Regions from separate parts of the Mus musculus genome. Here region 2 is linked to region 1. Evidence: chromatin loops called from intact Hi-C (ENCODE). Cell type or tissue: gastrocnemius. All regions are shown on one strand. Links, peaks and the distances in the headings refer to the core of each region. The heading gives the core; the rest is flanking DNA. Region 1 holds the start of Slc39a7 (solute carrier family 39 (zinc transporter), member 7). Region 2 holds the start of Brd2 (bromodomain containing 2).

Region 1 (14,778 bases), core at 3,563-11,562:
GCCGCACCGTGTCCTGTGCCGCGGCCCCGTCCAGGTCGCAGGCGGCCACGGCGGCGCCCTCTGCCGCTAGGCGCACGCTGATCGCACGGCCGATGCCGCTACCCGCACCTGAGATGGGAGTCCGCGGAAGCGGGAGAAGAAGGGAGGAGGTCAGAGGTCACGGGGCGCAAAGTTACTGAAACTCAGACAACAGGGCCAGGGACTCAAGGGGTGGCTCTCGCTGACATGGCCCGGGCACCCCAACCCACCCTGAGAGGGAACCCCTGAACCTGTGACCAGGGCCAGCGCAGAGCGGAGCCGGAGCTGAGACGCCATGGCGGCTGTGGGTGGGCGTGCCCTGAGCCTAGGCCAATCTGAGCACGCCGGGGGCGTGGCTAGGCCCGGTACGGACCCAATAGAAACCACACTAGTCAGAGGCCTTTGGTAGCCACCAGCGCGACCTCCCACCACGGGGGCGTGACCATCCACCACCACTTGGGGACCTAGGGAGTCCAGGAGCCAAGGGGCCCAGTTCCCCACATAAAGACAAAGGCTGCATGTGGGGCCGAAGATCCAAGGTCTTTTATTCCTGGTCACCGTTCCTCCGCACCCATTCAAACAGTGGTATAAAATGAGTAGAGACAAAAAATCAGGCTGAGACATCTTCCCAAGGAGCCCCCCTCCCCCTTCAAATCAGGACACACGATTGATGTCTACCCCAGTCCTTCTGCCAGGTCTTCCCTGAAGCCATCACTAACTAGTTCAGAGGGAGATGGGCCTTGGAGGGACCCCTGCGGCACGCTGGCGCTGAGAAATCGTAGATTAGGGACCATCGGGTAGGCTACCGTCTTCCCAGTCTTCTTCATGGTCCCATTGATTTTTCCAAAAGCAACAACGCTGCTGGGCAGTCTCCCACTCCGTGGTCCTTCTGGCCTCTCATGCTCCGTATGATCCTCATACCTCTAAGGCCTCAAACAGAGGCTCTGCTAATCTCCAAGGCTGACACTCCTTCTGGCATTAGCACTGGCCAGGACTACCAACTGCCTTTATTAGGAGTTAGGGGAAGGACAGGTCACCTCACCCCTCACTCAAGATGGGCAATCAGTACCATCATGGCAACACCCCCCAGCAGCCCCAGCACCTCCAACAGTGACTGCAGTGGAGATGCCTCTCTCAATAGCTCAGGCAGCACAGACACTGTTGCTACGTAGATAAATCCGCCTGCAGTGAATGGCAGGACCCAGCCAGGACCTGCACCACCTGCCACGTCACTGTCCACTGCCCCTCCCTCGGTGAGAAGGGCACAGGCAGTGCCTGCCAATGCTCCAATTGCAGTCACGAGTTGCAGACGCATCGCCTGGTGGGCAGAAAAGAGAAAGATATGACTGTCGACAGCTAAAATTAGGTGGGAGCAGTGTTAAGGAAAGGAGGGTCTGGGGAGAAGGACCCACAGGTAGTGCTTGCTGCACAAGCACGAGGACAGGAATCTGGGTCCCAGACACCAGCTCCAGGAAGCAGTCAGATAGCTGTCGCCTGGGGCTCCCTCGATAGCTAATACGTAGTCAATGACTCTGCCTCAGGACCACACCTAAGGCCCGCAGCCCCCCAAAACAGCCAGGTTGAGGAGGGAGTACTAGAACAGACATCTCCTGAGAACCTTAAGCCATCAAAGAACTATACACAGGTGAGGACTGCAGCGTAAAACAGAGCAAGAGGTAAAGGCACGACTTTCCCTGACTCTAAACGGCTCACTGTAGTGTAGCTTGTTAGGAACCAAGGATGGGCAGTCGGCACCAACCTGCTTCTTGCTGCAGCCAGACTGGACCAGGATGGCAAAATCCCCAACCTCATGAGGCACTTCGTGCAGCAGGACTGTCATTGTGGTCAGGATCCCTAGCCCTCGGCCCCCACGAAAGGAAGCACCAATGGCCAGACCGTCTGTGAAGTTGTGTGCCAAGTCAGCAGCCAGATTCAGGTACCCAGACACACGCAGGTCTTTTTGCAAAGAGACAAGACAAAAATGATTGAGGGTGTCCATCAAGCCGGTTCACATACAGCCCCCCCCTCGCCCCCATTTCCTAGACTCCCACCGTCACCCACACACCCACAGCCAACCCATCAGCTCATCCCTTACCTGAGCCTGCTTTTTCTTCTTCAGGGCTCTGAGGTTTCACCGGGCCATCTCTGGGCCCAGTGTTTCCTCCTCTCCTTTTCCGCAACCCGCCCACTTCCTTCTCTTCCTCTGTGCTGGGCTTTTCCTTTGAAGAACACTCTGAGGGAGAACAGGAGTTGATCAGAGTGGGGAACAGAGCTTTCGCATGTGTCCTGCTCCACAGGGTGACCCTGAGTGTGTTACAGAGCAGGCAACGCGGGCTCACCATGTCTATCTCCATGGGTGTGACTGTCTCCATGCGCATGCCTGTCTCCGTGTCCGTGACTGTGTCCATGTCCTCCTTTCACGTGTCTCACAAATTTCTCCACCACGAGGAAGGCGACAATCCCACTGAGAACCCACAGCCCCACAGAGAGAATGGGGCCCTGGCCTGGAACGGAGGCAGTAAAGCATGAAGGGAGACGCAGACTCAAGTGTAAGAGGCGAAGCATGGGAATGGAGAGGTTGCCCTTTCCCAGCACACCAGTCCCTGGTTTTTCTCACCACTGTGGGAGTGTCCATGTCCAGGCTGCTCTGGAGCGTGGTGAGAATGAGGTTCTGCGGGAAGTGGGAGAAAAGGCTTGATGAGGGAATGCCTGGCTCAGGGGATGTGTGTTTGAAGACAACCGGAAAATCTGGGATCATTAAAGAGAAAGAACAAAACCGCTTAAGCCTTTGAGGCGGAGCCCACAAGTTACTTACCCAAGGCATGCGGGATGAGGTGGAGGAACGCATCACCCAGGAGCCCCCCGGAAGCAAAACTGAGCAGGATCTGGAGCAGAGAGCGGTGCCTGGGAGAGTTAGATTCTACTGGGATGAGGAACAGCACGAAGAACGGAGCTGCGGAGATCAGCACTGTGGCCCCCAGTGCCTGGTGGAGAAGCACAATCAGAAGGCAAAGATGGAGCTTCCCACCGATTAAGAACCAGTCCCTCTTCCCCACATCCCCTGGCGACTCACGTAGGCCCAGAGGGTGACAGTGTCCAGGTGGTGTTTGATGCCTGGAGCCCCAGCCTCCCTAGAAGTCCCATGGCTATGTTCACGATGGGCATGTCCATGTCCTCCGTGGTGGAGGCTATCGTGGGAGTGGCCATGGCTATGGCCATGGTGTAATTCCTCACGTGAGTGTCCATGGTCGTGGCTGTGGGCATGCCCATGCCAGATGCTTTCATGAGTGTGGCCGTGGCCATGGTGGAAATCTTCATGCGAGTGCCCGTGGCTGTGGCCATGGTGGAAATCTTCATGTGAGTGCCCGTGACTGTGGCCATGGAAGTCCTCTTCCACATCTTTGTGCAGGTCACCATGACCCTCGTGTCCGGCCACCAGCAGCCCCAAAGCCGCCCAGGTCAGCAGTCCCACAGCCACCCAGTGGGGGGCCCGCAGGCCCATGGTCATCACGCTGACCGGAGGAACAAGAGACGACTCGACTTGACTCTCAATCTACCTATTCGGGATCCGCGTCCCTTGAAGCCCTTCCTCTATACTACTTGCTCCGCTCTTACATTGTCCCCAAGGCCGGTCCACCTCATCCCCAACACCCTTCCTGGATGCAGCCCCCCACCCCCGACACCGCTCTAGCCTTTGATCAGCAACTTTACGGTCTCTCTGGGCCCGCGTCTCTATGGCCCACTGGTTGGGGTAAAGGCCTGGAAAGCGCCGTAAGGGAGCAGCAGGGACCTCTCACCGGCTCCGGGATCCTCTCGGTTCTCGGTTTGCTGGGACGTGGCACTCACGCCTCGAGCTCCCGCGAGATCCGGAAGCTCCCTTTCTTGCCTGCGCCCCGATACCTTTACCAACATGGCGGCGCCCCGAGGGCGGCGCGGCCACGGCGTCAGGACGCATGCGCAGAGCTGGGGGGTTATCCGAGGGGACGGCGGGCTGGCGGGCACCGCCTCCTCCGTTTCCACCTCGGCGAAGGGGCGGGAGCTCAAGGCGAGACTTCCCGTCTGTACAAAGATGGCGGCCGCGCCGGTGCTGTCATCTCAGTGCCGAGCCGAGCGCGGCTCTTGAGTCGCGCTGCCACAGGCCGCGGCCTGCTCGCCTCCGCGGCTTCGTCGCGGCCCCCGAGTCCCCCGCTGTCCCCCCTGCGCGTCCCTGGCGCCTCTCCGGCTTCCCCGCCCTCGGCCCGGGCGTCATGTCTTGGGCCACTCGTCCGCCCTTCCTCCCGCCGCGGCATGCCGCGGGGCAGTGTGGGCCGGTGGGGGTGAGAAAAGAGATGCATTGTGGGGTCGCGTCCCGGTGGCGGCGGCGGCGGCCCTGGCTGGATCCCGCGGCGGCGGCGGCGGCGGCCGGAGAGCAGCAAGCCCTGGAGCCGGAGCCGGGGGAGGCTGGCCGGGACGGGATGGGCGACAGCGGGCGGGGTGAGTGTCCCGTGGGCCCGGGCCGGCGCCCCTCGCGCCCCCTCCCCGCGCTCCCGCCCCCTTGTTTGTAAACACGCGCCCTCGACGTCCCGAGGCCCAGCGCCCTCCCCCGGGGCGGGGCGCGGCGGGGGAGCTTCCGCCCTTCAGGTTCGGGCCCGCGGCGGGGCCTGCGTGCGCGGTCTCGGGCGTGGGAAGGACACCGTTCCCCGTGGGCTGGAGGACTCTGGGCATTCGAAGGCTGAGCTTACGCTCTGGGACCGGGTATTTCTGCCATACTCTTTGCCCCGAATGTTCTAAGTTGGGGTTGGACGAGGGGTTCGCTGCTACACCTCCACGTGCTGCTTCACAGCCCCCCCTCCCGAGGTCAGCTTGGGATGACCCAGTAGCCCCGCCTGACCTGCCTCCCTTTTTGTCAACCGCCTCCTCTCACGACTATTAGAAGTGAAATTGTTGTTTGGCCACTTGGTATTTCTGAACTCCAGGGTTGCGGGCTGTGGTGGGTCAGGGAGAATTAAAGTGTCCATTTGGATGATCAAAAGGCTCACTTTCTCTTCTTGTCTCTCCTGTCCGTGTGTGTCTGCCTTGTACGTACCCACTTCTCAGATTCCCGAAGCCCAGACAGCTCCTCCCCAAATCCCCTTTCTCAGGGGATCCGTCCGTCTTCTCCTCCTGGCCCACCTCTTACCCCTTCAGCACCTCCACCTCCAATGCCACCCCCGCCACTGGGCTCCCCCTTCCCAGTCATCAGTTCTTCCATGGGGTCCCCTGGTCTGCCCCCTCCGGCTCCCCCAGGATTCTCCGGGCCTGTCAGCAGCCCTCAGGTGAGAGAGAGGTTGTGGCCTGCTTATTGCCACTGTGCCTTCAGTTCCTTGTTCTCAACTTCTCACCCCCACTCCCCATCTTTGGGTGAACTTCCCCAAAACCCGTTGATCTTTCTAGTTCTCTAATCATAGCAAGCCTGTGGTCTCGGACCCCTTGCTCTTCCTGAAGGGGGTGGTCTGTGGGGGTGCATGCTTCATCAGCTCTGTTTTGAAAACAAACCCTAAGCCTGCAGGGAATATTTTTGATGTCCTGTTCAGCTCACGGTGGCTTTGCTGCCCTTTTCGCTTCAATATGCCTGCCCTTCTAAGACCTGTGCCCTTCAGGGCCACTGTAGCACAATTACAGAAGGGTGGACATCACTCTTGGTGTCACGTGCAAGGAAGGCCCTTTACGTTAGACAGTAGTGTCCCCAGTACCTTCTGGAATAGTACAGGGCTTGCTCACAAGCAGGAAGTGGTTTGCCTGACATATGAGAGTCTCCTGTGACTTCCCTGTCTCCCCCATCCCAGATCAACTCCACAGTGTCGCTCCCTGGGGGTGGGTCTGGCCCCCCTGAAGATGTGAAGCCACCGGTCTTAGGGGTCCGGGGCCTGCACTGTCCACCCCCTCCAGGTGGTCCTGGGGCTGGCAAACGGCTCTGTGCAATCTGCGGGGACCGAAGCTCAGGTATGGGGCTCAGCACAGCCGTAGAAGAAAAAAGCACGTCGGGGCTGTTTACCACTGCCTATGGGGCTCCCAAGGGTTCTTGAGGCTGGTCAGAGCAAGGAGGCCTATGGGACCTTTAGATTCATATCAGATGTGGAGAGGGGTAGGAGTGGGGGTGCTACATGGTTTCTGGTCACCGAAGACTGAGTCACCTTTTTGGATGAAACACAGGAAGGATTTAGACTATGTTCCCTCTCTGGGCAGATTGGTAAGAGACTCCCTAAGAAGGAGGTCTCCACAAAACTGTCTTAACTGCCAACCTTTCTCGTAGGCAAGCACTATGGGGTTTACAGCTGCGAGGGCTGCAAGGGTTTCTTCAAGCGCACCATTCGGAAGGACCTGACCTACTCGTGTCGTGATAACAAAGACTGTACAGTGGACAAGCGCCAGCGGAATCGCTGTCAGTACTGTCGCTATCAGAAGTGCCTGGCCACTGGCATGAAAAGGGAGGGTAAGGGCCTGCCCCGGCCAGGCCTCAGTCACAGGCCCTTCTCCAACCCTGTGGGAGAGCCCTGAGGAGGAACAGGGGAGACTGCTGAGGGCCCCATGGCCTCCATATCTTGGGACTTTGCTCACTTTCTCCTCCAGGGGGCGCAGTTGGGTTTCTCTTTCCTGTCCTCCACAGCTTGGTACCTCTCAGTGTCTCTGTCTCTGTCTCTGTCTTCATGGTTGCATCTCAGGGTTCATCCACCTCCCAGCAGAGTTTGGCCCTAGGGCGAGGTGACCTCTTTCCTCATGGGTCTTTGTTTCCTCTCCTCCACTGCACACAGCCCTTCCCTCTTTTGATGCCATGTTCTTTCCCTAGTCTCCCAGTCTTTCCTTGGACCTGGTTAAACTACAGAATCACTGAAGAGGTCGGGACTTGGTGTCTCTCCTTCTGTCTCTAAGCAAAGCTGACTCCTGGAATTCTAAGAGATATTTTAGAGCTCATTTTGGTCCAATTCCTGCTTTAAAAAAGATGAAAGTCAGCCCTCCCGGGGTTACCCCAGCAGAGTGATAGGACCAGCATCAGAACACACACCGTCCAGACCAGACCAGGCTCTTTCTGCTGCTGCTCTTTAGTTAGCAGAGCTTAGAGTTTGCCATCAGGAGTGTCTGCAGTCAATGTATAGCCCTGGCTATCCTGGAACTCACTCTGTAGACCAGGCTGGCCTCGAACTCAGAAATCCGCCTGCCTCTGCCTCCCAAGTGCTGGGATTAAAGGCGTGCGCCACCACCACCCGGCTCATCGTTTTTTGTTTTTTGGTTTTTTTTAAAGGTTTATTTATTATATATGAGTACACCTTAGCTGTTTTTAGACACACCAGAAGAGGGCATCAGATCCCATTACAGATGGTTGTGAACCACCATGTGGTTGCTGGGATTTGAACTCCAGACCTCAGAAAGAGCAGTCAGTGCTAGAGCTTTATTATAGAAAGGCAGGGGGGAAGAGAGAAGGTAAAAGAGAGGCCGGCCATAGCCAAGAGGAGACAAAGGGGGAAAGGAGAGAGAGAGAGAGAGAGAGAGAGAGAGAGAGAGAGAGAGAGGAAAGGCTAGAGAGAATAAGAGGGGGAGAGTGAGAGGAGAGGAGAGTAAGAGCAAGAGAACAAAGGAGTGAGAGCAGTCAGTGCTCTTAACCACTGAGCATCTCTCCAGCCCTCATCCTTGATTCTTGTACCCTTCTCTTTTTATCTGCCTATTCGTTTACTTTTTGTGTGTTTATAATTTGTGGCGGTGGGGCCAGAGCTCAGGGTCTGGTGTGTGCTGGACAGATTTGCTTTTGGACTCTTCTACCCTTCTGATCCTAATTACCTCCCTGGTCGCTTTATCTCAAGGGACATTGGCCCTGAGAAGGCCCCAAATGAGTTTCAGACAACCCCATAGTTGGCTTCTAATTTTGCACTTCTCTTTCCCCACCCCACAGCGGTTCAGGAGGAGCGTCAACGGGGGAAGGACAAAGACGGGGATGGAGATGGGGCTGGGGGAGCCCCTGAGGAGATGCCTGTGGACAGGATCCTGGAGGCAGAGCTTGCTGTGGAGCAGAAGAGTGACCAAGGCGTTGAGGGTCCTGGGGCCACCGGGGGTGGTGGCAGCAGCGTGAGTGATGGGATTGATTCTTTCTCTCCTGGGGTGGGGGTTGGGAGAAGGAGTCGGGTATGTTCCATCTCCCCTCTTCCCTTCTTTCAGTCCCTCCTTACCTTGCACTGAACTAAAAGGCCTTTCAATAATCTGAGGTGAGCCAGGTGTAGCGATCCATGCCTATAATGTCAGCACTTGGGAAGGGAGAGACAAGTGGATCTCCATGAGTTCAAGGCCAGCCTGGTATACATAGCAGGTTTCAGGCCAGTCGTGACTACATAGTGAGACTCTCTCTTAGAAAGTCTCGTCTCTGACACGGGGTGAAAGCTCCCTCTTCTCTGCTCCCATTGGACAGTCCCAGACTGGTAGTGGTTTCTATGACTGCCCTGAGAGGAGCCTGGACCGCAGAGGTGGATTGGATCCCGACAGGGAATGAGGGTGTAGAAAGGAGTATAAAACACCTCTCACAAGGAAGGTGTCCCCCCCTTCCCATGCATCTCCCCCCTGTCTCTGCAGCCAAATGACCCAGTGACTAACATCTGCCAGGCAGCTGACAAACAGCTGTTCACACTCGTTGAGTGGGCAAAGAGGATCCCGCACTTCTCCTCCCTACCTCTGGACGATCAGGTCATACTGCTGCGGGCAGGTTAGTGATCTCTTTGAACCCTCTCTAGTCTCTTGACCTTCACTGACCCCAGCAGCGTTCTCGTGCATATTCAGGGAGCCCAGCTGGCTACCTTGCCTCTGTTTTCTTTGTACTTGGGTTCCCGTGGCCTGGTGTCCGGCTGCTGACCCTCGGTGCCTTCTGGCCCCCAGGCTGGAACGAGCTCCTCATTGCGTCCTTCTCCCATCGGTCCATTGATGTCCGAGATGGCATCCTCCTGGCCACGGGTCTTCATGTGCACAGAAACTCAGCCCATTCCGCAGGCGTGGGAGCCATCTTTGATCGGTCAGTGGCCCTTGGCCAGGCTGGCCTGTGGCTAGAAGGGGTGGAGCTATAGGCTGGTCCGTGTCCAAGGCTGGCTGAGCTGTGACCTTTGAGTGACCTGCAGGTCCCTCTCCAGGGTGCTGACAGAGCTAGTGTCCAAAATGCGTGACATGAGGATGGACAAGACAGAGCTTGGCTGCCTGCGGGCAATCATACTGTTTAATCCAGGTGAGAGGAGGCCACCCCGCCTCAGCCCAGAAATCTCAGCTGACCCTGAAAAGGCCACTGCACTAGTGCCTTCCCTTTTCACCCCACCCCACAAACCCAGCGGGCCTCATTTCCCTCACCCTGAGGGCCACACTGCATGTCTGTGTGTCCTGACTTGATTCACCTGCCGTCTTCCCTTGTTCTACCTCCTTCACCATCTCAGACGCCAAGGGCCTCTCCAACCCTGGAGAGGTGGAGATCCTTCGGGAGAAGGTGTACGCCTCACTGGAGACCTATTGCAAGCAGAAGTACCCTGAGCAGCAGGGCCGGTGAGGGCCTCGGGGCTGTGGACACCTCAAGGGGGAGGTGGGGGTTGTGAAGCTGGGGTATGTCCAGGGCCTGGGTGGTGCTGGCTCTCACTCCCTTCCTCCCCACCTCAGGTTTGCCAAGCTGCTGTTACGTCTTCCTGCCCTCCGCTCCATCGGCCTCAAGTGTCTGGAGCACCTGTTCTTCTTCAAGCTCATTGGCGACACCCCCATTGACACCTTCCTCATGGAGATGCTTGAGGCTCCCCACCAGCTAGCCTGAGCCCAGATGCACACCGAGTGTCACTGAGGAGGACTTGAGCCTGGGCAGGGGGCAGAGCCATGGGACAGGTGCAGAGCAGGAGGGGACTTGCCCAGCCTGCCAGGGATCTGGCAACACTTAGCAGGGTTCGTTTGGTCTCCAAGTCAGAGGGGACCCCAGATCCCTGTGAGGACTATATGTCTACCTTCAGTGGCCTTGAGTCTCTGAATTTGTCGGGGTCTCCCATGGTGCAGGTGATTCTTCATCCTGGCTCCCCAGCACAAAGCACTGCCCTGCTTCCTTCTCATTTGGCCTCACTCCCTTCTGAAGAGTGGAACAGAGCTCCCCCAGAAAGGGGTGTTGTGGGGCAGGCCCCCCAAGCTGATGATCATGGGAGCAGGGCTCTGACAGCCTTTATCCTCTCAGACTTGACAGATGGGGCAGAGGAGGGACCTGCCTCTGACTCCTGTCAGCCCCATTTCCACAGTCCCTCCTGCAGTCAGACTGAAGAATAAAGGGGTAGTGAAGGGGCTGCTGGAGGTGGAGGAACCCATTGCTCTTTTAATTTCCTGTGAGGAGAGACTGGGAGTTAGACTCAAAGAAGTACTGTACATCCCCAGGTTGACTTAAATGTCAGGGCTGGAGATGGCATGTGGGCAAGGAGGCCCCTCAGGTGGGCTGTCCCAAAGCTCCCTGGGCTCTGCCTCGGGTGGCCCTACAGCTCTTCCCTAGTCCTCAGCACAGCTAGGCTGGGAGCAAGTGGGGACATTGATGGGGGTGGCCAGCCTGCAGAGTTGGGTGCTGGGCTGCATGGTTTTTGCCCTGGACCTCTTTTGGGGGTTCCCTCCCATCTTTCACTTGCACATAAAGTTGCTTTCCAGTTAAAATAGCCATTTTCTGGACTGAGATAACTATATGGGCGGTGGGCACCAGGGCATCTACCTGTGGGGATATCCGGTGAGAAACCCTGACATGTTCCCTGGATGCTGCCACGGCCTGAGGTTCCCTGGGCCTACAGAGCCGGTGCAGGGTGGGGGACACAAGGCGTGCTTTGTCGGGAGGGGGAGAGGGTGTGCCAGGTTGGGGGCGGGGCTGCCCAGGGAGGAGGGAGAGCGGCTGCTTTTCAAAGGCGCCTTGTTTGCCGGTGCCCTTCCAGCGCCAGCGGGCGGCGGCGTCTTGGTCACTTCAGCTTTCACCCTGGCTTCGCCACAGGCTCCTGGCAGACCCGGCACTGTGCCCACGCTTAGGGGTGCGCTGCTCTCAGCGATACCCTCCTAGAACGGCCACGACCCTGAGTGACCCTCTTTTGCCAGACCTTTCCATCAGCATCGCCCCCCCCCACCCCGTACCCCTTTTCATTCTGCTTCACCTAGTCCAGTATTTTTATCTTTGGGGGCAATTAGCACGTCACCCATCTCAGCTTTCTCCGTTCCGCAGGGCGACCCTACGCCCCCCACCTTTGGGTCGCTATCTATAGCTGGGTCTATAAACACCCCGCCCAGGACTGCTCTGTAATTACATGTGGCAGGACGAGGGAGGTAATTATGGAGAGCTGATTACGAGTGGGCGTGGAACGGTCGCCCGTAGGCCCGCCCCTTCTGTCCCACTGTGCCCTGAGTCCCTCCCCGGACTCTTCATAGGGGCTCTGGGCCCCCAAGGGCAGCTGCCGTGGTGTGAAAGGACTATAGGATCATAAAAGTGAAGGGGCTGAAGAAGATATATTCTGTTCCCACAAATGCCATCTGAGGGGGCACGCGAGCTACCTAATCCCTCCAGGAGTAGGGGTGTACCATTCCAGGGCTAGCGAGTGAGGAAGGTTTCCAACCCTCACACTCTCCTGCCCAGGTGGAGATCGGGGTGGGGTTTCCCCTTGGTGGCTGTGGGCGGGCGTCAGGAGGCGGGAGCTGGACCTAGGGGCGGGGGCGAGCTGGGGTCTCTGAGCTGCCAGGGTGGCCAGGGGCACACAGTAGCGGCCACCGAAGAGCAAGCAGCACTGACAAGAAGAGGTGCCCCCACAACGGCACCTTGCTGCATGGAGCTGGGCCACTGAAAGCTGCTGACATCCCGGGGTCCTGGTTCCGAGGCTCAGCTGGCTTCTGTCTGCTGTCAGCACCAGGACTGCCTGGGATCTGGCATTCTGAGCCATGGAGCGGTGCAGCCGCTGCCACCGCCTCCTTCTGTTCCTACCTCTGGTGCTGGGTCTGAGCGCTGCCCCGGGATGGGCAGGTAAGAGGAGTCCTGCCTGGGTGTCAGTCAGTTGGAGGTTGTAGCATCTGCTTGGAAGGGACCTCTGATGCCTGGAGTAGGAGCATCTGAGCCTTAAGAAAGGGATTTTGGGCACCAGGATTTAGATGAAGGGCATGACACTTTTGGTTCCTTGGAGCCACTATAGGACTGTCTCCCTCTCTGAAATGACTGGCAGAGGGCAGGTGACGCCGGCCAACAGGAGCCACCGTCCAGAGGCTGAGTAGGCTGGATTCTTGGTTTGGATCCTTAGAAGAACTTGAGATGGCCAAAGCCAGTTTTGTCCAGGCTTTGCTGATGTCAGGGTAGTGAATACCAGGACTGATGGGTAGAGGAAATGGGGTGAACGTCTGTAGGTTGGAGCCTAGAAGGCTAGAGAAGAAAGCTACCTCCACTGTCCCGTCTTCTTTGGGTCCCCCAACCCCTCCCTGTGCCCTGGATGCTGCCACGCGGCTGGCTCTAGGGAGCCTGGGGGCTGGCTGCCAACAGGACGGCCGCTGGACAGGCCAGGATCAGGTGTCTGAGGCCAGAGCCAACTCTTTGCATTCCTGCCCCTCCCCTCTAGCCAGCAGGACTCCCGTGGGACCTTGGTGTCCACTGGCCCCATCTTTCCCCTTTTTACCTCCTAGAAGGGAAAGCCTCCTAGAAAAGAGGATTTGATAACTGGATCTAAGCAGAAAGGAACCAGTTCCTCTCTCCTGGAATACGTGTGTGTGTGTGTGTGTGTGTGTGTGTGTGTGTGTGTGTGTGTGTGTGTGTCTGTCTGTCTGTCTGTCTGTCTGTCTGTCTGTCTGATTTTTGTATAGATATCCATTATTCATGTTTTCTCTGCTCAAGAGAGAAAATTGGCAGGATGACCGTGTAAAGGATCTAGGTTAGACTAAAGAAAGAGCAGATGAATGAAGTACACAGTGTTTACAGAGTTGAGGCAGGGGGATGACCAAGATAACTGTCTCCATTTGGGAACTGAGTGGAGGTGGGGGGAGGGACTCCAGGGAGATGGTTAGCTAAGAACTCCTGAGGGTATAGGACAGGGCATTTGGGGGCTCAAGGGGATAGGTGGAGTGGCAGTGGGTCTGAGACAGTGGGGTTAGTATGTGGCTTGAGGTGGGTGGGCTGTGAGCATGGCGTGGAACTGTCCTCCATCAGGATTTGGCGGAGGGTGGGGACCTCTCAGGTCTCCTTTGCCCGGGGTCTCTGTGAGTCTCTGTGTCTCTGTCTCCCTCACCGTACTCTCTCAAAGCTGCCCTTGTGTGTCAGTGTTTGCAAAGCTGCTACACTTTGGGGCCAGGCTCCTCAGGGGCGGGGGGAAGGTCGCGGTTTCCTCAGCTCCTGGACTCAAAGGGCCTTTTCTCTCCTGCCTGCCCCACCTCATCCACCCCACCAGGCTCTGCTCTCCTGACTGCCCTGGCCTCTGCCCCGCCCCACACTTCTACCAACACTTTTGCAAGCACTCTCTGTGGGAGTTCTCTGCTGTGGAGATGGTGTGGGAAGTGTGGGAGCAAACTTTCTCGTTCCATCATCGAGTTTGGGCCCGGGAAGCTGAAACCTAAGGAGACCTGGCTGATGGCCTGAGACTTGAATCTTGGGATTCAGGTGGTGGGGGATGGCAGGGCAGGACTGAGGTTCCAGGTGTCCGGAGCTTGCCTGGGCTTTGGGCAAGAACTCTGATAGCATTTACAGATGTGTGGCTTGGGGCCCTGGACCTGCTCCTGGTCTGTGTGGCAGCTTCAGTTTCCCCTTCCCCCTCTTCGAACCCATTCGCCAAGTCTGAGGGCACAGGCTTCTGGGCCACCTTATTCTTATATGCCCTTCCTTAGCACAGGCAGAGTTGCCCCTGCCCCCACCTCAACCCAGTCTCTGTGGCAACTGGAAGACCTCTCTTCTACAGCTGCCTCTCGGCCTCCCCTGTGCCCAGGATGATCGATTGCCCAGATGTTGTTTGTGCTAGAGACCAAGCAGATGCCAGGAAGCCAAAGACTGGGAGATAAGGAAAGAGAGGAAGAGGGAGAAAGAGGGAGAGAAAAGGGTGAACAGTGTGTCAGAGAGATGGGAAAACTGAAAAGAGGGTGTGGGAGGGTCCAGCAGGTGCACAGGCGGGGGAGCAGGGGGCAGAGGGCAGGAGAGATGGATGGAGCAGGGAGTCAGAGTGTGAGCCTAGCAGACTCACAGCAGAAAGACAGAGACAGCGAGTCTGAGACACAGATGCTGACAGAGGGAGGCAGAGAGAGTGTGGAGTTGCATGCCAGCCGGCTAGGTGCACCTCCCCTCTGTATCACTTTGCTTCCTATATGGAAATATAGGTCCCTTTAGGAGAATGTCAGGGAGACTGAGATCTGGGTGTTCCCTGGTTAGACCCCCCCTTGAGACATGTTCTCACTCCTAACTAACCCTGCCCCTCCCAGGTGCTCCCTCTGTGGATGTGCTTCGTGCCCTGAGGTTCCCCTCCCTTCCCGATGGTGTTCGGAGATCAAAAGGGGTCTGTCCGGGTGATGTGGCTTACCGTGTGGCACGGCCTGCCCAGCTCAGCGCACCCACGCGCCAGCTCTTCCCAGGTTTGGTCAGGGAGATGGGGAGGTGGTGAGATGAGGTTTGGGATCTCTCGCCTCTCATTCCATCTGTGTGTGTCTCTCTCTGGGGTACCAGGAGGCTTTCCCAAAGACTTCTCTCTGCTGACGGTTGTCCGGACCCGCCCTGGCCTCCAGGCTCCCCTCTTGACTCTATACAGCGCCCAGGGAGTCCAGCAGCTGGGCTTG
Region 2 (13,839 bases), core at 1-8,000, 85 kb after region 1:
CAGGCCTCCTTAGACCTTAACTAGTTGGATAGCACTTTCCAGCCCTGTTGGGACTAATGACCAGTACTGCCTTTCAGCAGCTACTATATAAGCTTACCTTGTTATAAATGTAACAGTTGGTAAACATAGTATTAAAATCCTGCATACATTCTGAGGCAGCCCAGTAGTAATTGTTTTCAAGTCTCCTCTTGATAGTACCCATGTCCATAGGCTGTTTTATAATTTTGTGATAATCCTAAAAAAAAAAAAAAAAAAAAAAAAAAAAAAAATCCAGTTGAGAGCCACAGGAAAATGTCTATGGTAGGGCAACTACCAACAGACAAAACACACACACCCACACGCACACCCTAGCTATTAAGGAATATTGCCCACACTGCGGCCCCAATTAAACTAGTCTAGAAAAAGGTAATTTAATTCCCACTAGGAGGTTCCTGATACCTTTTCTCTAGCCACCCACCTCCCACCCACGCTGCAAACTTCCCATCCTGTGACATTACCTCTGGGGATGGCTATCCATGGGCTGCATGAGGGAAAGGAAGAAGCTAAGAATTTTGGCCACCGTGGTCCTCTCCCAACCAGGGGTGGGAATCTGTAAAATGGAGCCAGGGCACAAAAGTTAAGGGACACATGGAGGCAAGATGAGAAATGCCAAGATAGAGATAACAAGCACAAAGGACCAAGAATCTACAACTCTGGTGGCTATTTGCTCTAAGAGAATGGGAACTCCCTAGGGGCCGCAGCACCTATGCTAGGTCACCCACCCCCACTCACGCATTCCAGCTCATGCCCATCCAGCCTCTTACTCACCGGCAAACCCAGCTTCACAGCGTCCACAGGCTGCCGGAATGGCCATGCAAACTGATGCTTCCACAGAGCCTTCATCACTACCTTGTGCAGGTACTGCAGTTGGTTTGTTACCCGTCCTGGCTTTTTGGGATTGGACACCTCAGGGGGTGGTGGATTGGCAGGGGCCAGTTGTAAAGCTGGTACAGAAGCCATTGTGGGGCTCTCAAATCCCTCATACAGCAGAGAAGGCTTTCGAATCCTTTTCCCTGGTGCTGCTGCCTCTGGGCCCAGCCCCAGTAACCCTGCATTCCCTTCCCCAGGGAGCCTGCAAAAAGGGGAAGCAGAATTAGATGTGGTAATAACATGAAAGATCAAGAAAATGTTGCTAACTTGCACTATGCAACCCTGCAAAGCCAGACTGGCTGGGCAGTGGTAGCATACACCTTTAATCCCAGCACTTGGGAGCCAGAGGCAGACAGATTTCTGCCTGGTCTATTCAGAGAAACCCTGTCTCCATAACAAGTAAATAAATAAAAAGCAGTGAAGTGAATTGCAACCAGCAAAGAGTTAACAATAGTTTTTGTCCATCTTTAGCTTACACTGGGTAGTTTGACGAGCTGCTTGGTTAAAATAAATACAAAACCAATGTCACATGACAACTCTAGCCTTATGGAGAAGATCTGAAACAAAAATGGGTGGAGCTAAGAAAGTGAAGCTTCATCCTCACTAGGGACTTAATGGTTGCCATGGTGGTTGAGACAGAGAGGACAGTGAAGAAAAGGAAGAATAAATCTTAATATCAACACACCTAAAAGAACTCATCATACTATCTTTTTCAATCTCTGGGGGGGCTTCAAGACCATAATAGGAACCAGACAAAACCAACCTAACCTCAACTAAACGAAAGGAAGCATGTCAAATATCCCTTCTATAGTAACTGCCAGACCTCCATCAAGTATCAACCAAACAAGTCTCCTTCAAAAGGCACAACAAAAAGCACCCTACAGTCAAGGTCAGCGTCAGCAAGTCCTAATTTAGATAGCACGCCCCCCCCCCTTACAAAAACAGTGTCCCTAGCGACTCCCACTGTCCCTCAGACTAAAGGCTAACAGAGGTTCCCATCACCACACAGGCTCCCTGTGGTTAGTCTAGACCAGGTGTTTCCTAATGGCTAAGACACTAGACTCAGATCTCATTGTTTACATCTGCAGTGAACTGAGCCCTGAGTCTCCGAACCACCCTCCTCCCCACTGAATGAAGCTCAACGTTATCCAAACACACCCACCGCTGAAGGAAATAAGACCTTCAACGGCAGCCTGTACCTATGTACCAGAAACCTAGTCTTGGGCGTGATGACCCCTCCACCCTGTGGGAATCCCCCTGGCAAACCCTCAAGCTGTCACCATGGCAACTCCACGGGCACTGAAGCAGCCAAGAAGACCCCCCACAAGCACGATGACAAATCAAGGCTGGATCTGCGCACACACCCCCACCACCCTGCAGTCCAACTCGTCCTGGCCGAATGGGTCTCCGCGTCGCGGAAACCGACAGGCTGCTCAGACGCAGTACCTGGGCCGCCGCCACCGCTTCAAAACCGTCGCAGCCCCCTCCGCGAGCTCGCGTCAACAGCTGCGGCGCGGAAGCGCGCCTCGCCCGCCCGCCGCTCCCCGGAACGCCGCCCCCCAACCCCCCTCCCACACACGGTTGGCGGAGACGTACTTGTGGGGAGTCACGTTTTGCAGCATCTTGACCTCAGGGAACCGCCGCCGCTCAGCTGCGTGAAGTCCGGGTAGCCTCGGCTCCCCTCACCGCCGGGCCCAGCATAACCCGGGAAGTGGGGGGAAGGCCGCTGCCCTTGGCCCTCCAGGCGTCAGCCTCGTTGCGGGACCGGCGGGAACGCTGTCTCCTGCGCCGTCCTCCCCGCAACTCCGGCAGCTTTGCACGCTCCGCAGGCGGCGACAGCAGGAAAATGGCGGCGGCCTCTGCCGGCCGGCGAGCCACAGGAGAACGCAGTCTGCAAACCCGGCAGTCCCCGAAACTGGACACCGTCGTCAATTCGGCCTGCCGCCGGTGGACAGGGGTCCCCTCTTCCCGCCGCGGTCGCCGGGGGGTCACGAGAGCCGCGTCAGACCTCCGATGGAGGCGGATGAGCACCAAAAAGGGGTTTCAGAGAGCCGCCGCCTCCATCTTTGAAATCCTCTTGAGGGCGGAGTAGAGGGGTGGACAGACACCGAGGACTGGGCGGGGCCCGAGAAAGGGGAGCCTCGGGGGCTTCTATGGGGTCTGCACTGTCCGCCGGGAGCGGTCGCGGGCCGGGACGAAGTCCATTTCCAAGCGGATGGACGTGGATTGTACTGGCGGCCCGCAGAGGCTCCGAGACGCTGGGTCAGTAGGCGCAATCCTCCAGCTCGTCCTAGAGGCTGCTCCACTCCAGCGCGAAATGGCGCCGCCGAGCCCCGCGCCAGCGCTTTATATATAGCCGGAGGGGCGGAGCTTCGCTGCTCATGCGCGCCACCCTGCTCGCGAGCTCCCCCGCCCCCTCCGCGCGTGCTCGCCCGCTCACGCGCCTGGAGAAGCAAAGGCGAGGGGGCAGGCCCGCCTCTTCGCGGGAGCCTTTCCTATTGGTCCGCTCGAAGGATGACGTCACAAACTCCAGTTCCAAGGCGTCGATTATCGGCAGCAGAGTGCCGCAGAGAGCCAAGGCGAAAAGGCACCCCGCCATGTCTCCGAGCCAATTGGCTGCGCCGTGGCTTGGCGAACCCTGGGAGAGATGGAGGCCGAACGGCGTGTAGGCGCCATCTCCCCGGGGCCTGCAACACGCTGTCCCCACCTCCAGGTCTGACGGAGCCTTCCCGGGCTTGCACACACCGAATTTCTGCCGGTCGCCCGCGGCAGGCTGGTCGCGCCATTTGCAGCTTTTCCATTGGCGGCGCGGGCGGGGCGCAGAGTGGGACGGGTCGCGCGGGCGGGGCGGGCGAAAGGTTCTTGGCTGCGAGGCCGCCGCAGTGGAGAATCTGAAACAAGGAAGACAGACGCCATCTTAGAAGTCGCGGCCTGCTTCTCGGCTGAGCGCTCCACAGTAACCCCGCGACGCGATCTAACGTCCCCTGATCCAACACATGACCGGAGCGTTCCAAGACTAACCTCGTCTTCCCCGAACCAAAGTAATCAGATAGCAAAGGCCACGCTCTGCCCTAAAATCCTCAGCTCTAAAGATGCGAGGCCACCCCGAGTGTTTACTGTCTAGCCAGCCCCGGGGGCTCATACCCTGCCCGCCCGCCCGCATTTGCAGATTCTCGCGCACTTACCCGCCTTAGGAACGCACAAGGCGTCCACATGCCCTAAAAGCCGATCTCGGCAAACTTTCCCGGCGTCAGGGTGAGGAGAGCGGGCGCAGCGCACGGCTCCTTGGCCCCATCTCGCCCCAGCGTGGGCGAGCTGACGCCCCCCGCCCCCATCGGGCTGGGAGTCCTCCCCACGGAGCGCCTCTTCCATCGGTCAGCGCCAGGGAGGAGGGCGAGCCGAGGAGGCGGCGGCGGCGCTGCTCTGCAGCCCTCCTCCCTCCCCTCCCCCCCGCAGCCGGACGCCTCCGAGGAGGGGCAGGAGCCATTTTGGGAGCTGTCTCGCCCCCTCCCCCTCCCCTACGCTGTCTTGGGACTCGAAACAAGACTTAAGTAGGAACCACCAGCCAGTTCTCAAGGTCAGATGGCAAAAGCAACTCTGGGGTAGCCCCTCGCGCGAAAGTAAAAGCGTCTATCCCCCCAGAACACACCTCTCGCTCCCAAACTCCCCTTTCCCTGGCTGGGAAGACAGGTGTGCACGTCTGGGCAAGTAAATTAACGTTGGTGAGGGGCTGTAAGGCGGGCTCACCATTCCCCAATTATAGCCCCAACTGGCCTAGGTCCTAGAACTGCAACCAGGCGACCCTCCCTCCACATGAGCCCTCGACCTCGAACCTCGGTCACTGCACTTAACATGGCGGCCAAGCTCCCGTCTTCTGGACCGCAAGATAAGCGCAGACCCCGCAAGGGGTAAGTGCGCCTTGGAAGCAGAGACCCTGCACTCCCCGCCGGGAACCAGGCCCGGGTCGCCCGAGTGCGCGCGGCCCCGCCCGGGTGGCTGCGGCGAGCAGGGCAATGACACAGCAACTTTAGAGGCCTCTCCCCTCCCCCTGGCGGCCCGGCCTCCAAACTGGATTTTCCGCACCTGGGCCTGGCGGGTCCGGGCCGAAGCCCGACGGGGGTGGGGTGGGGGTGGGGAGAGAACTCGGGGAGCGGGGAAACTGCTGGGCCTTAGAGAGAAAGGGTAGCCAGACGACGCTCCCGTTTCCCTGCATTCCGGAAAATCACTGCGCCCCAGTCATTCCCAGCCCTCCCTGCCCCCACATGAGTCACAGGGGAGGCTGCTGCTACTTAGTAATTTGGAAAAGTAACTCTTTCCTCCTTTCCGTTCCCTCCCCCGCAGCACACAAGGAGGCAACTGTTCCAGGCAGGGGGAGGGGAGGAGGGCGGCAGTAGAGCATGCCACCCGGAGAAACCCTAGACCTCGGAGACTGGGAGGCTCGGACCACGCTGGCTCTCCCCTCCCAGCACCCACCTCAGGCCAGGACTGCGCTCGCAGGCGGCCCCCAGGCTCTGGGCCGGTGAGCCCTCCCCACCCTGGGGCAGAGACAAACAGCTAAGAGCCCGGAGGGGATGCGCAGCTGGGAACAGCAGGCCCCACAGGCCGCGTCCTCGTGAAAAGCACACAAACTCGACCGAGCCTCCATCACGCCATGTGACGATGGCGAGCCTGCTACCCTTGACACAAAGGGAGCTTAGGGAGTCCCTGGGGAGGCAGGGAGTCGGCGCCAGGGAACCACACCAGTTCACCTCCAGAGCTGCCAACTCCTAAGCTCTCGCATCCCACGACCAACACTCACACTCAGCCTACGGGGTCGCCCTCCCCTCGCCCGCCCAAAACATCCCATCTCACCTGGCTCCCGATTCCTGTCCCCCCCCCCCCCCCCGGTGACGGGTGCATGGGGCACAAGCCACCCTCGCCCCTTTGCCCTCCGATGGGTATGTAGGCACGAGGTTGGCCATTCCCCTCCCCCACACAGTGGCCCTCTTGCGCTGGCCCCAGTCCACACTCCCATTGGCTGTCAGGTGTTTGAAAGACAAGTCTTTCCCCCTTGGGATTTTTCTCCTGAACCCCAAGAATTCTTCCCACTCCCCACCTTTACTTATGCATTTAAATGACCGATGGCGTCCCCGCCCCAGGGGCCCCTGCTCACCTGGATCCAGGAGCCACGGGGGGGCCCTCGAAAGTCGCCCTCAGCCCGGCTGGGGGGGGAGCAAGGAATCCGGGGTGTCAACCCCCCCGGAAGCCGAGAAGGCGTTGGGGGAGGGGGCGTAGCCCCCAGCCCCTCCCTTCCCTAGCCGCTGGGGGTGGGGGGAAAAGCATCGGGGCCGCGCGGCCACGTCAGCAGCGCTCCGACTGGCTGGGGCGGGTCACGTGTCCGCCCCCCCTACGGCCACGAGGGCGAGGTTTCCGAACACTGCGGAGGGTCGTGAACGGGGTCACAGGGACTGCAAGGCCCAGACCTGTGTCCCGAGACCCCAGACCTCGCTAAGGCTGTTGCCTCGCCAGGTCCCCGGCCTCCCTTGCGCCTGTGGTCGCCCCCGTCCCCCCCACTCGCCTCTCGGTACGAGTTCAGCATGGCTGCCGCAGCCCCACGAAACACATAGCGCATGCGCAAGGGTGTGCCTGGTCTGGGGGGAGGGGAGGCACGGGTCGCGGGGAGAGCCGCGGTGCGCAGGCTCAGTGCGCCCCGAGCCTCGGGGCCACCTCGTTGAGCGATGGGTGTGGCGGGAGCGCGCGGGCCTGCGCCCCGGTGGCCTCCCCCCCCTCCCCACCGCGGCGGGGGGAATAGGTTCTTCCGGCTCCGGTCTGAGGCGTTGCCTGGCACTTTCTGGCCAGAATCCGCGGGGCCCCATGCTGTGGTCCCAGGAGGCACGCGGGTCCTGGCTGCAGCAGCGGGACTGCAGGGCGAGCCTCCCTGGAACGGTGGGGGTCCGCTTGGATGTTGCACGCTCGATTTGACGTTTTAATCGGGAGGAGTTGTGGGGTTCCTCGAATTTCTTAAACTGTTTCTTTTTTTTTTCCTCTATGAGACTTGAAAATACCCGAATCCTGCCTTCGAAGTATACCACCCGTGTTTCTTTCTCTGATCGTGTACAGGTAGACCATTTATTAACATAGAGTTCTACTTCGTCATTTCTGCTCGTTTTGATCATGATTCTTTCCTGACATTGTCTATACTCTGTTTCTGTTTCTGTGACCTGCCTTACTAGTTTGTTTCTCAGTCTTGAATTCATCCTACTAAAGTTTAGGGTGACAACTTAAAAACAATGCAGTTGACTTAAAGTGCGAAGCTCGCGCTTATCTCTGTTGTCTTTTGTCTTTGAAGGTATGGTCTGGATTTACACTCTGCACCAGCAGCCCACCTGTATTTTCCGTGTGTAGAACAGGGCATGTCTCTTATTTTATCGGGGCTTCTCAGTTGAAGGAAATTGCTTTTGACTTGGTCACCTTTCTCTGTTAACCTAAGTAACTTCCTGTCCATTTTGCTCTCTTAGCCAAAAAGAAAACCCTATTCAGTACCTACCCTGTCTCTAAGTAGCCAAAAAGAAAACCCTATTCAGTACCTACCCTGTCTCTAAGTACTCCGTGGCTTTCTCAACTTCCTTGCACAGCAGGACTTGGACTTACAAGACTCTCCCTGCTTGTCTCCTCCCAGTTCTCTTATTTCCCACTTCATGCAGCCCCAGAGTGTGACCTCACCACCCTACTTAGCAGGACCTCCCAGCTGCCCACCCCAGAGTCCACTTCTGATTTCTCCCTGACATTGCCCATGCATGTCATGTTCCCAACCCCCAGTCTCCCTTTTGTACATTTGGGTAGCTGGTTCCTGCTGTTTGTCTGGAATGCTTCTACATCTTCAATGACTCAAGCCTTTCAACTCCACCGTAAGATTAGACAGTTCTCTTGAGTGGAACTTCCTATGAAAAATTCCTGCCTGGATAACCCCAGACACTGGAGCATGCTCAGAATTGATGTGGGCTGTCCGGCGCATCTGATCTGCTGCTGTGTTATTCTGTCCATGCACGATGTCCTCACCTCTCCTTACAACTTTATATTCACCTGAACTTACCATTCCCTTCTTCATCTATCAATGCACACTGCTGTGTCCTCAAGAACCAGGCAATCGTGCCTGTGTCTGCTGCATCACCTGGACTTGTTATTTGTACTGTGCAGTAGCAACTTGAATTTAAATCAGTATTACATGCTGTTTAGATTTGTTTCATAGTGGCACCAGCCATATTTTCAAGTTCTCAGTGGCCAGGCATGGCTAGTGGCTAGGACATGAAGCCATAATTCCACGTGCTCTGGGTTTTGTCCACGGCCCTGAAATTGCGTATTAAATTGTGGCTCCCTGGGCTTTCCCTCTTTTTTTTTTTTTTTTTTTTTTTTTTTGGTTTTTCGAGACAGGGTTTCTCTGTATAGCCCTGGCTGTCCTGGAACTCACTTTGTAGACCAGGCTGGCCTCGAACTCAGAAATCCGCCTGCCTCTGCCTCCCGAGTGCTGGGATTAAAGGCGTGCGCCACCACGCCCGGCATGGGCTTTCCCTCTTGACCTATGCTAGAACTCAGCTCCTGTGTTTTGTTTGTTTTTGTTTTTTTGAGACAGGGTTTCTCTGTGTAGCCCTGGCTGTCCCGAAACTCACTTGTAGACCAGGCTGGCCTTGAACTCAGAAATCCTCCTGCCTCTGCCTCCCAAGTGCTGGGATTAAAGGCATGCACCACCACTGCCCTGCTCTGTGTTATCTGTTAATCCCAGGCTTGTCGGAAAGGTCTGCTTCCTGTTGCCAGTCTCCAGTTAGCCAGTTCCTCTCCAGCCCCCTAGCCGACTCACAGAGCAGTTTCCCAAACGGGTCACGTGTCAGTGTCATCTTGGATTTTTTCTCAGTGCTTTACACATAGTTCCTTCTACAAGGAGCTGCCTTTCCTTCATTTTAAACCAACAGCTGCGAACAGTTTACTCTCAACACTTAAAGTAAGCTGACTTATTTGAATCCACTTATGATCGTACCTTTTATAGTGAACTGTGATTGCCTGTTTCTCCTTATTATGAGACTTCATCCTGAGGGTGTGACTATTTTGTGTTGTGTGTGGTTTGTGTGTGAGAGAGAGGGAGAGGAGCAGGGTCTCACTATGTTGATATGGTTGATCTGGGACTCTGACTCTAGTTTTCACAGGAAACTGAAAGATGTTGAATCACTTGTCCAAGATCAGACTGTTGCTAAGTAGCAGAGCTAGGATTTGAACCCATAATCTACTTCTGACTGGTGTGTTATCAGAGTACACAGCTCTACAGAGTTCTAGGTCTGGATTGGGACCAAAGAATTGAAGGCTAGGGGAGGGACACTTAAGAGTTATCCTTAAGGTGATGGCCATAGTAAGGTAGATAAGCTTTTTAAGAAGGAAAAATTGTGTTGAGCTTTGAGTCAAGGATTAAGCTTAGGTGTGGTGGCACCTGCTTTTTTTTTTTTTTTTTTTTTTTTTTTCTTTTTTTGGTTTTTCAAGACAGGGTTTCTCTGTATAGCCCTGGCTATCCTGGAACTCACTTTGTAGACCATGCTGGCTTCGAACTCAGAAATCCATCCGCCTGCCTCTGCTTCCCGAGTGCTGGGATTAAAGGCGTGCGCCACCACCGCCGGGCTGTGGAACCTGCTTTTAAATACAGCACTTGGGAGGTGGAAGTAGGAGATTAGGAGTTCAAGGCCAACCTAGAGGGAAGCTGTAGATCTCTGGCCACAGGGATCCATTTTCACTTGCACACATAACCTACATAATTTAAAATAATCTTAACAAAAAAGGGGGTATATGGAGCACTCTCACTTAGAGTGGGGAGCAAACTCAGGAGATTACAGGTCAGTTGCTAGGACTGTTTAATCTGTTGGGATAACTCCCACACTGACGACTTAGGTGACTGAGTCGCCAACGGTGTCATTCCTGAGCCCCAGATTATTGTCATTGGAAGGAACTGGAAGGTTTCTGAGCTGATCTGCCTGTGAAATGCTTAATTAGTGTTGGTGAGTAGACCTCTGTAGACCCCTAATGTTGTGGTGCTGTTGGGATAACCCCCGGCTAACACACAGATTTATCCTATCCTGCGTGCCTAGAGTGACCTCATGCAGTTGGCTATGTTGAAGATGGCCGTGTTGAGGGGTTAGTGATGATTCTGTTTGTTTCTTTTGGTTTTTTCGAGACAGGGTTTCTCTGTATAGCCCTGGCTGTCCTGGAACTCACTCTGTAGACCAGGCTGGCCTCGAACTCAGAAATCCTCCTGCCTCTGCCTCCCAAGTGCTGAATTAAAGGCGTGTGCCACCACCACCCGGCGATTCTCTGTTCTTTGGCAATACTAAGAGGTGATACTGTGCTTGGCCACAGTCGGGCCTAATGGGCGCATACCTAATTCAAGAAGAACCAGTCGAATCTTCTCTCTGAAAGAGTGAGAAATTTAACACAGGCTGGAGGCCTTTGTGGCCTAGGAGTGACAGCTCAAGGCCCATGTGGTCACTCTCGAGTCCCACAAGCTGAGCCTGTAACACCTTATATATTACATTAACCAGGGTTAGCTCCTCTCTCCCTTCTCTCTTTCCCATTCTCTCCATCCTATTCTGATCTATTTTGAGGTAGTGTCTATTAGCCCAGACTGGCCTTGAACTCATGACCTTCCTGTCTCCACTTCTCCAGTGCTGAGATTTCTGGCATGTACCACCAGATTGGCCTCCAGAATTGGTTGGTTTCCATGCCAGAAACGTCTCTCGTTTTACTGTATTCTGCTGAAGTCGACTTAACAGGTAGCATTTTTACTCCTCGGGGAACAGGATTTCCTTCAGACAAAACATTCTGAGAGCTGGAGCTGCCCAACTTTCGAGTGGAAGCCACCACACGCAGTGGAATGTCAGGGTGGATTCCAGATCAGAACCTGTGTGGTTCTGAGTTTGGAAGATGCCAGCAAATGTGCTGAACGGAGAGGGAGGGGGTGAGGCCATAAATACCGTTCAGGGCAATTGCGTCCTGCAAGAAGGACAAAGGTTGAAGACAAAGCCCCAGGGGAGTCCTTAAAGCCAGGTGTGGTGGTTCACGCCTATAATCCCAGCACTTGAGAGGCTGAGGCAGGAGAACTGATTTGAGTACAAAGCATGTTCTACAGTTTCCTGCAGCCTAGGCTATAACAGGACTCCACCTCAGAAAAACCAAGCAGCAGCTGGAAGAATAGCTGTGAAAAGGGAACACCAGAGATGGGAGCCGGAGGGAGAACTAGAGAGTGCTTCCAGGCCAGTCGGGGTCCAGACCAAGTAGGAGAGAGGACAGGGCCAACTGTGTCAGATGTGCAGACTGCTCAAGTCGACCTGGTGAGAGGCACAGAAATACTGAGGAACAGTGTCATGTGGAGAGCAGGGGATTTCAGCAAGTGTAAAAGTGGGGGACACAGTTGCACATTGGCTTGTGCCAGTTGGGGGGGGCGGTTAGGAAACACTTGGGAGCGGGCTCTCAGATACCTTTGGTGGAGATTGTTGGTAGAGTGGATACAAATGGCTGGGCTTGTTGCTATTTGTATCCCACTGTAGCTAGTGGAGAAAAGTTGGCTAGCCTGCAGCCTCCAGGTAAGGCTGGCTTCCCTTTGCTGGTTCCTCCTGCCCCACAGTTGGCCACACCCGCTCCTAAGCCCGCCCACACTGCCCGCCCACTCACTGCTGCTATTTGCCCAGAAGATCTCAGGACTCGCTGTTGTCTGCAGAATACACCATGCTTAGTGCCAGGCCACAGTTCCTAAGCGCAAGGCAGAAAAGGTGACTATTTGGGGCTTCCATCCTGATTCTGACCACACACAGACTAGCATTCAGCAAAATATGGATGGCCCTTTGGCCAAAGCTAGCCCACTGTTTTCCTATGGCCTGGGTGCTAAGAATGGCTTCACATTTTTTTAAATGATTTTTTTTTTAAAAGCAAGAATGTTTCATGAAACATGGAAATGTGAAATTCACATTTTAGTATCCATAAATAAGAGAGTTAAGGACAGAACTCCAGGGAAGATCAGTAGAGAGCAGAGGGGTCTATGAGGGAGGTAGAGCAGCCTGGGAAGCCTGAGGAAGGAAGGACAAGGGCAGAGTCTTGGTCACTCTTTGGTCTAATTGCCTTCAGAAGGCTTGCAGACTCTGGTTTGGAGTTCCAGGTGGGTGGCTGGGCTTGTGTTCCCACAGAGAATGCTTGTCCAGGATGTGAGCGCCTGGGTTCCACCTCCAGAACTTAAGTGGAAGAAAGTTGTGTAGTGTGTCTCCCCTGCGGAGTGTTAAAAACAATCTCCTGAAATCTCCCCACCTAGACACGTACCGACAGAAGGAGCTTGCTGTTCTACAACATCAGGAGCTCTTCATGTTGTTTTATTTTTGTGTTTGGCTACAGTTGCTACTGTGATTCGTCAGATGGGCCACAGGATGGGGCTGGAGAGATGGCTCACTGTTTTAAGAGCACTGGCTGCCGCTCTTGCAGAGGACCAACCAGTGTTCAATTCCCAGCACAGACATGGAAGCTCACAACGGTCTGCAACTCCAGTTCCAGGGAATCTGACACCCTCACACAGACATACATGCAGGCAAAACACTAATATACATAAATAAAAATAAATTAAAAGGGGGGTTGGGCACAGGTTTCACAAGCCTCAGAAGCACCATTTTCACAAAGATGAACTGCTTAGCTTAGTTCATTGCATTAGATCTTTTCTCTGCCTCTTCCCCCACCCTCCGTCTCCTCCTCTGTCGCACACACAGCGACAGTTTCTTCCTCCCCTCCCCCTCCACAGCCCACCACAATCTGGAGTTGACTCCTACAGTTCGGAGAGTGTTCTCAGTAAATGCGCCTTCCAACTATAACTGCAGATCTGATACTCCTCAGCCCTTCCTGCATCCAGAGTGGGCCGTTTAGCGCCTTACCTGCTGTGTGCCTCCATCACCTGGGGCAGCCTCCATCCTTCCCCTGCTAGGCGTTCCCGGCACCTCCAGATTCTTAGCATATACAGTGTTCGTTACTCTCTGAAGAACCACCCTCCCGGCTGGCTTCCTTGTGGATTCTGCCAGCAGTCGGCTCTGAAAAAAAAGATCGACGGAAAACCCCAGAAACTTACTGCTTCAGCCTCCAGTCGGGTGACTGACAGTTGTGGCCCTTGGTGGAGGAGGTAGCCATTGCAGAAGTCTGGACAGCTTCCTGGGGAAAGCTCCCCCGAGATCCTGAGCTTGGTGGCAGCTTCTCAGCAGATGAATCTCCGCTGCTGCTGCTGCTGCTGCTGCTGCTGCTGCCCCTGCCGGTGTCTACAGGGCTGCAGCAGATACAGACAGGGATCCTGGCTCAGGGGCTGGGCAGTGTCTGATCCTGCACATCCATCTCTCGCGGCTGCAGCTGCAGGCAGCCTCCTCCCTTGGGCTCTTCCTGCCTCTTTAACATCTTTGAAACTGACTTTATATATCCGGTTCTCTCAGTCTAGTGTGCTTGCAAGCCCAACACTGTGGGCTAAGGCCACTCTGCTATGAGTTTGAGGCCAGCTTCAACTACATAGGGACATCTGTCTTTCTTAACAAAACCAGCCTGGATTCCAGGTGTGGCTCGATCTCCTGCCTGGGCACTGGGTGGTAGCTAATGAGGTTATCCTGTTTACCTTCAGCGTAGTCGACTTGGTGGTTTGACCCTCTGTTGCATCCTGTGTGTTCATGGCTCTCCAAATCAGACTCATCAGCCGCACCTGGGGTCCCTCTCCTTCCACCTCACCACAGCACTCCAAATTTAAAACATTTAAGATCATATTCTCTTTGCCCGCCTCCGCCCCATCTCCTCTTCTTCCCCTTCCCTCCTCCCCTTTGTTCCCTCCCGCAACCCAGGGCCTCATACATTCTAGGCAAGGCTTTGCTACTGGACTTTTCTAACCTACCTTTATTTATTTATTTATTT

Evidence for each region. A loop is a pair of places that touch in the nucleus more often than their neighbours do. Peaks named below come from ENCODE experiments on the same cell type or tissue, not always from the same donor. Only the 100,000 strongest peaks of a DNase experiment are listed, where the experiment ranks them.
Region 2: a loop joins it to region 1, with 3.0 times the contacts of the local background. A loop is called at or near these places in 14 of 42 quality-filtered maps.

The regions. Positions count from the first base shown.
Region 1 is chr17:34,027,733-34,042,510 of GRCm38, forward strand. It overlaps Slc39a7 (solute carrier family 39 (zinc transporter), member 7), which reads right to left and starts at 3,958. Exons shown (of 7, transcript NM_008202.2): 1 at 3,092-3,958; 2 at 2,834-3,002; 3 at 2,636-2,689; 4 at 2,358-2,522; 5 at 2,114-2,251; 6 at 1,778-1,974; 7 at 534-1,336. The coding sequence starts at 3,526. The coding sequence ends at 1,064. It overlaps Rxrb (retinoid X receptor beta), which reads left to right and starts at 4,080. Exons shown (of 10, transcript NM_011306.4): 1 at 4,080-4,491; 2 at 5,095-5,312; 3 at 5,823-5,979; 4 at 6,290-6,469; 5 at 7,922-8,094; 6 at 8,593-8,722; 7 at 8,893-9,025; 8 at 9,141-9,232; 9 at 9,435-9,540; 10 at 9,652-10,671. The coding sequence starts at 4,266. The coding sequence ends at 9,799. Col11a2 (collagen, type XI, alpha 2) reads left to right here and starts at 11,406. Exons shown (of 65, transcript NM_001317722.1): 1 at 11,406-12,004; 2 at 14,428-14,577; 3 at 14,669-14,778. The coding sequence starts at 11,923. H2-Ke6 (H2-K region expressed gene 6) reads right to left here and starts at 323. Exons shown (of 9, transcript NM_013543.2): 1 at 270-323; 2 at 1-108. The coding sequence starts at 315. In gastrocnemius, for the core only: a CTCF peak has its summit at 6,595 (motif pointing right); DNase peaks (open chromatin) are centred at 3,981, 4,299, 5,222, 5,898 and 3 more places; H3K4me3 peaks cover 3,324 bases; H3K27ac peaks cover 3,909 bases.
Region 2 is chr17:34,116,101-34,129,939 of GRCm38, forward strand. It overlaps Brd2 (bromodomain containing 2), which reads right to left and starts at 6,507. Exons shown (of 13, transcript NM_001204973.1): 1 at 6,062-6,507; 2 at 2,506-3,800; 3 at 808-1,111; 4 at 98-235. The coding sequence starts at 2,531. It overlaps H2-DMa (histocompatibility 2, class II, locus DMa), which reads left to right and starts at 6,732. Exons shown (of 6, transcript NM_010386.4): 1 at 6,732-6,834. In gastrocnemius, for the core only: CTCF peaks have their summits at 4,971 (motif pointing left) and 6,739; DNase peaks (open chromatin) are centred at 916, 2,260, 3,392, 4,359 and 7 more places; H3K4me3 peaks cover 8,000 bases; H3K27ac peaks cover 7,571 bases.